3 separate regions of the Mus musculus genome follow, and regions 2 and 3 are each linked to region 1. Evidence: chromatin contacts called from ENCODE Hi-C or POLR2A ChIA-PET data. All regions are on one chromosome and are shown on one strand. Each heading gives the region's core, a stretch centred on a gene start or an enhancer-like site at or near the end of the contact. The rest is flanking DNA. Distances are from core to core; before and after follow the strand shown.

Region 1 (3,557 bases), core at 601-3,100:
TACAACTTGCCTGGGCCCAACCCCAGAATCAAGGACACCACAAGGCCACAAGATTTCTTCACTGGGAAGTCTGAGGAGCTAGTGCCAGGCCCAATATGCCCGGTCTCACTTCCTGGGCTTTATTCGCTCACTGTAACATTCAACTAACTGTGCGATGGCACAGACACGTGCCCTAGGTGAGGTTCTGAAAAATACAGTCTCTGGACAAGACCCCATGCTCTGAACCCAGACTCTATTTCTCTTCCTCACTGTCACACTCCTGGCTTCGGACACACTTTCCTGTGACCTGTGCTCTCAAGCACACAACACAACTTCCCACTTACTAATCTTCCCCAGAAGACCAGGGTACCAGTCTCAGACCTCGCAGGACACTGGGATGAGACTTTGGAACTGGTCACTGACTACATCAAGAGGCAGACGAAGTTTCCAGAACGCATTGTGGGATGAACCACGACTCTGTCACTCCAGGCTCTGGCTAGTCACTCATTCACAGAGAAATCTGAGTGTCTACATGACTCTTCCATCAGACCCAGGATTCTTTCTGTTGTTGTTTCTCTGTGTAACCCTTGGCTGTCCTGGAACTGGCTCTGTAGACCAGGCTATCCTCAGACTCACAGAGATCCACCTGCCTCTGCCTCCCAAGTGCAGGCTTTCACTACCATGCCTGACATCTAGGATTCTGAATACATTGTTGCCTTCTCTACTAGCTTCTAAAGCCACAATGAAGCTCCTTCCTCAGTGGTCAATACACTTCCTCCACATCCAGGAGTCCAGGTCCAGCCCTCTTCTATTAGGCCCAGGCACCCTCCCTAGCCCTCCTCCTCCTCCAAACCAGGCCTCATCCACTGTGATCGTCCCTCCGATCTAGGGATTCAGGCTCTAGCCTGCCTACCTCAAACACAAAGGTGCACACACCAGCCTGCTTCCCTCAGACCCTGGTATCCTCTCCTCCCAACACTTCCCACAGATCCATGTGTCCTCCCAAGCCCTCCTTGGCGACTTCCTCAGCCCCCTTCCGTCAGATTCATGCATTCTCCTCTGCTCTCTTCCTTTAGACACATGCATTCTCCTCTGTATCCATTGCTCAGACTCGGTGTCCTCAGCATCCTCCCTCTGACTCGGGAGTACTCCCCAGACCTCCTCCGTCAAACCAGGCATCTTCCTTATCACTCCTCCCTCAGATACAAGAGTCCTCTCCAGCTCCCTCCTTCAGACTCTCTAAGAAGGGTCATTGTCGGTCCTCCACATGCACCCAACACTTACCACGGTTGCCATGATGCACACCAACCGCCAATGCCTCAGCGGAAACGGAAATCGGCTAGGAGCGCGGTCTTTATCCTCTCTAGGCTCCCGGTCATCCAGTCATCTCTATGGCCCATAAGATATATAAAATTCCTGTAGGGGGCGTACACTAGGCCGCGCCCAGCCCGCGAGGCTAAATTGGAAAGCCGGTGTTCTGAATCCCGGGTGGGTTCCTGACGTCTCTTGCTCCTCCTCCTCTTACCTAGCCTCCTCCCCCCTCCTTCCCCCCCGCCCTGCAACTGCTAAGTCCGATTGCAAAATTCTGAGCACATTTTGTAGCAACCACACGTCCTCCACGATCCCTTCCCTCTCTGTCCAACCTTCCTCACCAAATTGGGCCTACAGCTGAGATTGACAGCTCTGTTCACCAATCACTTCCATGCTGCGTAGAAACAAGCCCCGCCCCCGCAGCTCCCCAGGAGCCTCTGGCCAAGGAAACTGGATTCTATCCGCCAATAAGTAGACGCAATAGCCCCCGCCCCCCAGCCGCCGACCAATCGTGCTAGACCAGCAGGGTGGGCAGTGCCTCCTGGCGGCCACGAGGCTTCACTGCAGCTGCCCGCCCGATTCAGTGTCTCAGCTCACCCTACCTGAGTCGGAGCGCTCTGGGGCGGGGGTGCGGTCGTGCAATAGGAAGCGGAGCGCCTTGCAAGCTTCCCCTGGGACACCCGCTAACTCTACCGGTCACCAAGTCTGCTGCGTTCCCAGCCGATCTCTCTGGTTTCCAGTTTTGGTGCTCGAAGTCCCCTGCCCGCAGTAGCCATGCCTCTCAGCCGCAGTCTCTCTGTGTCCTCGCTTCCAGGATTGGAAGACTGGGAGGATGAATTCGACCCCGAGAACGCAGTGCTTTTCGAGGTGGCCTGGGAGGTGGCCAACAAGGGTGAGAACGTCAGCGTTGGTCCCTTGACCAAGAAGGGCAGGCGAGGATGGGGCCCCGAAACTCCGTTTCAGACGGGAAAAGAGTTACGTGGAGGAGTCTTGGGTCCTGGGAAAAGCGCCTGTGACTTCTGTGTCCTTGTGAAGGGGCTGGAGTAGGCGTCCTAGGCCCTGGGGGGAAGGGACAAGAGACTACTCTTAAGATGGAAGGAGGCTTCAGGTTCTGCAATCTAGGGAAGAGGGCACTCAGAGAAAGATTCCTGGGTCTTGAAGGGAGGTTTTCGAGGGCCGAGAGACCTGAGATCTAAAAGTGGAAGGAGTTAGTGCATCTAAGCCCAAGGAACACTGGAGCTTTTGGGTCTGTGGTCCAGAGGACGTGACTGTGGAGTTGGGGTGTTCCTAAAGGTTGGGATTCATGGATTTTTCAGGGGGCATAGCGGACCTGAACCAGTGTAAAGCCAAGAGGGGCTTGGAGACTCAAATTCTTAGATACAAGGTGGGAAAGAGTTGGGAACTTGAATGTCGAGTTTGAAGGAGCCCAGGGCCTAAGTCCTGGCTTCCTATGTAGTGAGGTGCCTCCCTCCCTGTGGACTGGGAAAGCTGGAAGTCCTAAGTTGGTCAGGAGCTGGGCCCTAGGATGGGAGGAACCCACCCACAGTATGTATGGGAGATCACTAGCTTCTCGCTCATGAGAAGGCTGGGCTGGGAATCCCAGCAGCTGGGCCTTGTGGATCTGAACATTTCCTTTTCTGGATCCTGGGGAGAAAGAGACTAGGTCTCTCAGCATGTTGGGAGATGGCAGACTCAATGCTGTGTACTACCAGGGTACCAGTTTCAGGTGAGAAGGCTGAGGACCCAGATTCCTAAATCTGAGGTGGGGTCACAGGAGGAGCAGGGCCCAGCAGTCCCTGTGTCCCAGCCCAGGGCTAGCATCGTTAGGGGCCCTGAAGGTGTGGAATAATAAGTCAAGCTTCCCTCAGGTAACTGGGTAGCTGGATAGGGCCATGTACCATTTTTCCCACTGCATCTGAAAGTCAAGAGCTTTAGAGCCTTCCTGCTCCTAATTCTCTAAGAATTAGGAGACTAAAGAGTGCTTCCTGTGTCATGACCAGGAGTCTAACTGGAGCCTGCTCCTCCCTCAGCATCCTGATTTCAGTCCCCTCTCTCCATAAACTCAAGAGGGCTATCCTCAGGTTTGCTTTTCCACGACCCCTACCCTCCAGTCCCAACCTCCCCTGATTCCCAATTATAGGTTCCTGCCCATTTTCTACCCCAATACTACCCACATACATCCCATTACCTGCCAGGTCTCAAAGCTATGGACCAATGGTGGGGTTGTCTGTCCTTTTGCACTTTGGCCCACAGTGGGTGGCATCTAC
Region 2 (3,557 bases), core at 588-3,087, 380 kb after region 1:
GAGTAGGTTTGAAGGATAACTGGATACTCTACACACTACAATAAAGAAATGAAGCAGGTACCAGACACCTGTCCATCAAGCCATGAACATGGAATCCCTTCCTGGCTCTTCCTGTGTCGGGAAAACCCCTCTCTTACTGCCCTATCTCACCCTGAACTGTTAGCACTTCTATCTAGGGGATGCCTAGGCTATGACAGGGTCTTAGGATTCACAGCATTGCAAAGCACAGGGCCAGGCCCTCACTACACAGATAATCATGGAACAGATGTGTAGAGATCCAGAGTCTGCTGTCTAAAGGCTACCTATTGTCTTAACACTTCTAGAACCAGGGATATGAAAACCATGCCAGAGTCATCTTCCCCGCTAACCTTTTTGGGGTCCATGTTGAATTTCTTCCTGCCCATTGCCATCTTCCGGTTCCGCTGCAAGGTCTTACTGCAAAAGCAGGGTGGGGAGCAGCCAAGGGCCGATGCTTGAGCATCCAGGGCCCTGGCTAAGCCCCATGTCCCATGAGTGCCCACAGGCCTCACCTGCCCTCATTGGCCTCCAGACCCTCCACCTCGCTCATAGCTTCACTTAGCTCTTCTCGCAGGCGCTGGATCTCCACCAGCAGCTCCTGCTTGCGCCGCCGGATGTTCTCCAACTCCATGCGCTCCTCTGGAGTCAAGTCTGGGGGCTCTGGGGACCAGGGTCAAGAAATTAGTTCTGGGGGTCAGGACTCCTGCATCCTGAGAAAGGATTTGGGCTGGGGGCCTGGATTCCTGTCCAGAAGAGGAATGGGTACCAGAAGTCTGAGGAGAGGGAGTAAAACTGAGTCCTGAGTTTGTGTCAGAAGTGCCTAGGAATCCCAGCTCATAGGTCTGAGGATGAATTTCTGGGCCAATTACTTGAAAGGCAACCAGTCCCTGGGATTCTGGACCCATCACCACAATTAGAAACTCCTGAGTCTGAATTTTAGATGCTTTATTTGGAAGCCCTGGCTCCTTGGTCCCAACACAGTAGAACAGGATGCTTGGATATTGGAAACATTACTTGGAAGGACACAGGGCCTTGGACTCATGGCTTCATCATCAAAAGGGCTTTGGGGTCCTAGATCTCGGATGCAAATCTTGGAAAGACACCAGGACTCTGGCTTCTGGATCCACCACTGTAGGGATCCTAGCATGAACCTGGGGTGCATTTCTCGTAAGGGGGCCAGATTCTGGCTCCATCATGATGGGAAAGTTGGGGGTCCTGAATCTTGGGTGCATTTCTTGGAAAAGAAACGAGGTTCTGGTTCCGCCATAGCGGACAACGTGGCCTGGATCTGGGGTACACAGTAGAAACAAGCTACGGCAGCAGGACCCTGGGTCAGGGTCGGAAAGGACGGCGTTAAGCCTAGGTCCGCAGGAAGAAAGCCAGGCCGCCGCTCCCGCGGGTGTACGCCCCGCCCCGCTGCGCGCCCCGCCCCGCCCGCCGTCGCCGGAAGCGGGCTCGGCCCAAACAATGGCCCGGGACCCCCGGCTCTCGACCGCGCCGGAAGCCCGTCCCGCGCGCTGAAAGAAGCCTCGCCACTGCCCTGCTGTCCGCGGCGGGGCTCGGGAGCCGCTCCGCCCGCCCGCCCGCCTCGCCCGGCCTACCGTAGACACCGTCCTCCATGGCGGCTAGGAAGGCCCGCGGGGAGTCCGGGGCGGTTCCGCCGGCTGGGCCTGCGTCCGCGTCGGCCCGCGGGCTCGAGTGAGCCCGCTCAAACGCCCCAGGAGCCACCGCCGCCTCCTCAGCGCCCGTCCTCAGCGCCGAAAAGACTCTCCCTTCACGGCCCAACCGCCCGGCCGGTGGGGCCCGCCCCTTGCTTTGACACCACCCAATCTGCTGCGGGTCTCCCAGAATGCTCCGCCCCCTAGCCCCACAGGATCATTTCCAGGACCAATAGGCACACAAGAAGGAGATGCAGGCACGTACAGCTGGCGATAGACTGCTAGCCTGACCAATCGGACTGTGGGTAGTGTGCTCGGTCCCGCCCCCGAAACAAAGGAAAATCCTTGGCAGCTTTATCCTCCAATAAGAAAATTGATAAAGAAGTGACCAGGAGGTGTGGCTTCATGGAGAGGGGAGATTGCGCCTGCGCACAAGCCAGACTAGCGGTACTTAACCCTCCACCCCCCCCCAACAGGCATTCGTTGTTAGGGGGCGGTGCTTTGTTAGTTTTGTTGTCAAGGGCGGGGTCTCAACCTTGGGTTGCAGCTCGAGCCACACCTCCTGGCCCTCCACGCTAGCTTTTGACCGCAGTGGTTGCCAAGCAACTGCGAGCCACACAGGTCGGTCTTTTTGCCTCCTTTCTCAGGGTAATTCTCTGCAGGTCGCTATCTCTGAACCCTTTTCATACCTCTACATGAGACTTTCCTACATACCTCAAATCTCCTCAGAATCAAAGGATGGTAAATAAAAGCATTCTTTCTTCCAAATGTTATGGTATTGGGTACCGTGAATGCGCGGTGACTCTTCCTCCTAAACTCTCCCTCTTAGCTTCCTCTTCCTAAAATCCTGCCTTCCCCAGGCATTCTCCCAAGACACCCCTTTTTCCTCAGAATCTTCTGCCTGGCACTCTGTCAACTCTCCAAGACCCTGTGCTTAAAGTCCTCCTTCCACCCAACCTTTTCAGTTCCCACACTCCTGCCCCCCCCCCTTTTTTTTTTCTTTTCGAGACAGGGTTTCTCTGTCCTGGAATTCACCCTGTAGACCAGGCTGCCCTCGAACTCAGAAGTCCTCCTACTTCTGCCTCCTAAATGCTGGGATTAAAAGGCGTGCGCTACCACTGCTCGGCTCACTGCTCTTCTTAAACTCATTCCTCCACACATTATTCTCCTCTTTACAGGGAAAGCAGTGAGGGGCCTGTGTGATGGGGAACTCCGGCACACTTGTAAATCCCAGGCCCATGATGGGGCTTCCAGGTCTTGTCCTCATTTGTGTCCCTGAGCTGCTCAGGTGGGGGCGGATTCTGGGCCAGGACTTGGGTAAGCCTCTGGATTAGTCACGGAGCCTCCTAATCCCCTCTGTGACCTTTACGACTGGCGTGACCCATGCCTTCTCTTCTGGAGACCCTGGGTACACCAGTTCTACCCAGTTCTCTCTTTTCATTAGAATCCCATGTCCCTGCCTGTTCAGCCCAACCAACTTAGCATCCTTCTCCGCCATGGTCTCCTTTGTTCCCAGTCCCTGCCCTGGACTTGGAGGTGGGAGAGCTGCCAGCTAATTAATCCTGTCCGGTTATTAACTGGGGATTCTGAAGGATAAAGCAAGATGAGAACCAGAGGAGGGCATGGGTGGACTCAGCACTCAGGCAAGCCAGTGCCAGCGATGGTGCTGGCTCCCAGTAGGGAACATGAGTGAGGACACCTCTGCTTTCTGGCAACTCCCCTGAGGCTGGCCCTCAGCCTGCTGAGCACTTAGGCGGCTGCACCAATGGGTAAAGGCCAAGAACAGAGACCCACAATTTCAGAAATACAGGTACCCTGCCAGAGCTCCGGGGCCTTCATACAGTGACAGGGTTCCCCCTGTGAACACCTCCACTTCTCACA
Region 3 (3,557 bases), core at 658-3,157, 280 kb after region 1:
TAACATGCCAAGAGGTGGAGCTCAGGGAGATGCAGAACCCGGGATACAGCCAGAGCGCCGCGAAAACCCTGACCAAAGAGGCTGAAACGGGAACAGGAAAGGGGAAACGCTAACTCACCCAAACTGAGTGACCTCGCCCTGCGGAGCCCTCAGAAGCCCAGCTGAGAGAAAAGGACTGCTCACCCTGCCCCCAGGGGAAGTCTGGGGCCAGCGGCAGAAGGGCCCTGACAGACATTATCACCCCTGGTATGACAACCACAGACTTCAGACCAGTGCTTCTCAACATTCACGATGCTGGGACCCTTTAATATAGTTCCTTATGTTGTGGTGATCCCCAAACATTTCATTGCTATAACTGTAATTTTGCTACTGTTACAAACTGTAAATATGTGGTATACAGGATAGCTGATATACGACCCTGTGAAAGGGCCCAGACCCACAGGTTGAGAACCTATTCTGTAGCTAGAGCCTTACCTGGTTCCATTGCCCCTTGGATTTAGGTGTCCAGTGGGCACCCAGGCCTCTGCTGTCACAGCAGGGCTTGAGCCCCAAACTGGAGGCCATGTATGTATAGGCGGTTTTCGTAAAGAGTCTTGCTAACTCCCTGTGCAGGGCCAGGTTGGGGTTCTGAAGAGGAGGGCACATTGCAGGCTCAGTATCCCAGAGCCTGCTTCTCTCATCCAGCTGGCCTGTCTTGTACTACCCAAGTTCAGGTACTCCATACCAAAAGAGTGAAGACACTTTCAGGGAAGACACCCTAAAAGGGAGTCTTTTTCATCACTCTCTTTTTCCAAACAAGGAAAAAAAAGCAAAACAGAAAATCACTTACCCAAGATCACAACTTTAAATGGCAGAGCCAGGCCAAGTGTTGAAAGACGGTGATCCCAGCTACTTCGGAGGCTGAAGCAGGAAGAGTGAGTCAAAGCCAGCTGGGGCAACTTTGTGAAACCTTGACTTAAGGGGCGGGGGGGGGGGTGAGTGGGGGACAGAGCTGGCACTAGAACTAGCTTACTAAATGGTGAGGTGCCAACTGTTCAGTTTTGTATCTTTGTCTCTCCTTCTGCCCGGGGTTCCCTCACCATTTTTCCTTCTCACCCTCGGGCCTCCACACCTCCAACCACCGTCATGGTCTCTATTTCAGTCTCTCTGGAGCTTGTTATCTACCCGCTTTCCAAACCGGGAGTTCTGCGTGCCTTCTCTGCACATCAATATGTACATCGAAAATGTTGGGCCAGTTCAACCAGTCTGGTTTAGGAAGGGGGAAAAAAAAAAGGGCTGTCCCTAAGGACGAAAACAAAGGAGAGATCCGAGAAGAGGTCATCTTTAAGGGCAGGGGGAAAAGCTCAACACAAAATATTAAATAATAATAATAATAAGGTATTATGGGTTGAATAGCAGCAAGAAAGTCTCGGGTGAGAGATCTAGTAGGATTTCCTGAACTTCAGTTCTGTTTAGTAAGTTGAGCATAAGGAAAAGGCAGCCGAGAATTTAAGGAAGTGTGAGATGAGCTTTTTCTTCAGGGCGGGATAAGCCTCACCTCCGACACACAGCCCACCGGGTCCTCCGCGAGCCACCGAGAAGCGGTCGGCGTGCGGCCAGAGAGTCACCACGCGACTCGTCCAGCAAGCTCCGATCATGTCTCTGATTCTCCGGTCCCTTTACCCCTGGAGAGTGTTAGAGCAGGGACGGGGAAAGGCCAGAGAGGCTCCGGGTCCCAGCCCTTTCCTCAGGCTGACTTCTCTTTGGTTCTGGAAGCCTCGGTTTACTCGGTCCTCCCACATACCATCGAGAAACCCAAATTGTGGTAGAGCTCCGCGTCGCGCTCATGTGACGTCACCCGTGCACCACAGAGACGCCAGTTCCGGATAGAGTGTCCCGCATTGCGTCACGAGTGCGTCTCGCAGGCCGCTCTTTCCCCGCCCACTCCGGCGCGGTTCCGTCTTTCCGGACCTGGCCGAGCAGGAGGCGCCATCATGGTAAGCTCGCTGAGCGGTCTCCCCGAGTGGCCCATCCGCTGCCATCCTCAGCAAGTCCCGCTCGTAGCGCGACGGAGGGGTGCAGGCGGTGCCAAGGGGAACTGCGGGACAGGCTAGGGCCTTCGATCAGAACTTGCCGGAGCCGGTGGCCGGTCCCGGGAGCCTCCCGAGGCTCGTCGTCTTCCTTACAAAGTTTGGCTCCATGAGCCAGGCTGATTGCAGCTCCCAGTGAGTCCAGTCCGGCCTCGAGCCCACGGCCGCTCCCTCGCACCAATCTTTCGAGTGCTGCGTTTCCAAGCGGGACCGCTGCTCCCAGTGTCCCTGTTTCTTAACTTGCCATTGGGAAGTTGAGTGCTACGATGAGCGGAGCCACTACACGTTGCCGGGTTTGGGGACAAGCGTACGTCAGTCCTTCCCGGAACACTGCTCCTAGTGTGTTTGGTGTGTAGTAATCCTGTCCCTGCCTTGTATGTTGGGAAGACGTTTATGAAGAGCCTTGAAGGTGCAATGAAACCGCTGTTAGTATCAGTAACTACTTCAGGATGCTAACAGCTTGGAAAACGAGTGGGGGATAAAATTAACCCGAGCACTTGGTCTTTCTAGGGTTGATTTGAAGGACGTAGTGTAAGGCTTTGTCACAAACACGTCTCCACGTCTAGAATGTACTGTTGGCTTCTTTTTGACTGTTTTTCAGATTGGGAGCTAGTTTTGAGAACATAAATAAAAGCTAACATCTTTACAGGGATCTGAACTCTCATCCATACTGGGCCCAGAACCAGGGCCTTCACATGCTAAGCAAGAGCTGAGCTCTAAGGGACTCTGAGCCAGCAGCCGCTTGTCTTGTGCAGCTCAGTTTTTACACCGAGACAGTGTTTCAATGAGTTTCTGGACTCTGGGAGGAATGGTCCCAAGCCGAGACAAAAACATCACTTGTGTGTGTTAAGTGAACTTGTCAGGGGTGGGACATGTCTTCTTCCTCTAGTTTGAATCCTTTGAGGTTTGAATTGTCGACTAAGTAGCCTAAAAGTTACAGGTACGAACAGGTATAGATATCATCAAAGATATAGGGCAGTGGTTCTGACAATTGGCTCTATGGTGGTTCACCTCCCTCAGGGTGTTGACATTCGCCACAACAAGGACCGAAAGGTTCGGCGCAAGGAGCCCAAGAGCCAGGACATCTACCTGCGGCTGCTTGTCAAGGTAAGCCCGGGGTGCTACGCCATCTTACAGCTCCCAAAGTGAGTGGGGTGGGGAGAGGGGGGAGCCTGGACACAGTGCCCCAACCCCCCACATCACCAGGAGTTGAGCGGGATGGGAGAGCTGTGGAAGGGTCCTGGCTTGGGGGTGGCGCAGGCAGTCCCATGCTCAATCTTTTCCTTTCCCTTGCAGCTGTACAGGTTTCTGGCCAGACGGACCAACTCCACCTTCAATCAGGTTGTGCTGAAGAGGTTGTTCATGAGCCGAACCAACCGGCCACCTCTGTCCCTGTCCCGCATGGTTAGTAGTCAGCCAGAGGGCGCTTCACATGTTTGGGGGCGGTGGGGTAAGGCCAGCAGAGGATGCGGGCCTCTGTGCTTTGGT

What was found. A loop is a pair of places that touch in the nucleus more often than their neighbours do. ChIA-PET counts read pairs that join two places held with the same protein, here RNA polymerase II (POLR2A).
Region 2: a loop to region 1 is called in a map of regulatory T cell, with 2.1 times the contacts of the local background. The contact joins the promoter of Cyth2 here to the promoter of Gys1 in region 1. A Hi-C loop is called at or near these places in 1 of 37 maps with a recorded cell type or tissue (regulatory T cell). POLR2A ChIA-PET finds 5 or more read pairs at or near these places in 1 of 5 experiments (embryonic stem cell).
Region 3: POLR2A ChIA-PET joins it to region 1 with 10 read pairs in embryonic stem cell. The contact joins the promoter of Rpl18 here to the promoter of Gys1 in region 1. POLR2A ChIA-PET finds 5 or more read pairs at or near these places in 4 of 5 experiments (Patski and embryonic stem cell).

What each region holds. Positions count from the first base shown.
Region 1 is chr7:45,432,989-45,436,545 of GRCm38, forward strand. It overlaps Gys1 (glycogen synthase 1, muscle), which reads left to right and starts at 1,851. Exons shown (of 16, transcript NM_030678.3): 1 at 1,851-2,182; 2 at 3,544-3,557. The coding sequence starts at 2,065. Ruvbl2 (RuvB-like protein 2) reads right to left here and starts at 1,476. Exons shown (of 15, transcript NM_011304.3): 1 at 1,264-1,476. The coding sequence starts at 1,275.
Region 2 is chr7:45,812,479-45,816,035 of GRCm38, forward strand. Cyth2 (cytohesin 2) reads right to left here and starts at 1,838. Exons shown (of 13, transcript NM_011181.3): 1 at 1,620-1,838; 2 at 531-678; 3 at 369-435. The coding sequence starts at 1,638.
Region 3 is chr7:45,716,164-45,719,720 of GRCm38, forward strand. It overlaps Rpl18 (ribosomal protein L18), which reads left to right and starts at 1,908. Exons shown (of 6, transcript NM_009077.2): 1 at 1,908-1,976; 2 at 3,090-3,176; 3 at 3,366-3,473. The coding sequence starts at 1,974. Sphk2 (sphingosine kinase 2) reads right to left here and starts at 1,839. Exons shown (of 7, transcript NM_203280.3): 1 at 1,538-1,839; 2 at 830-900.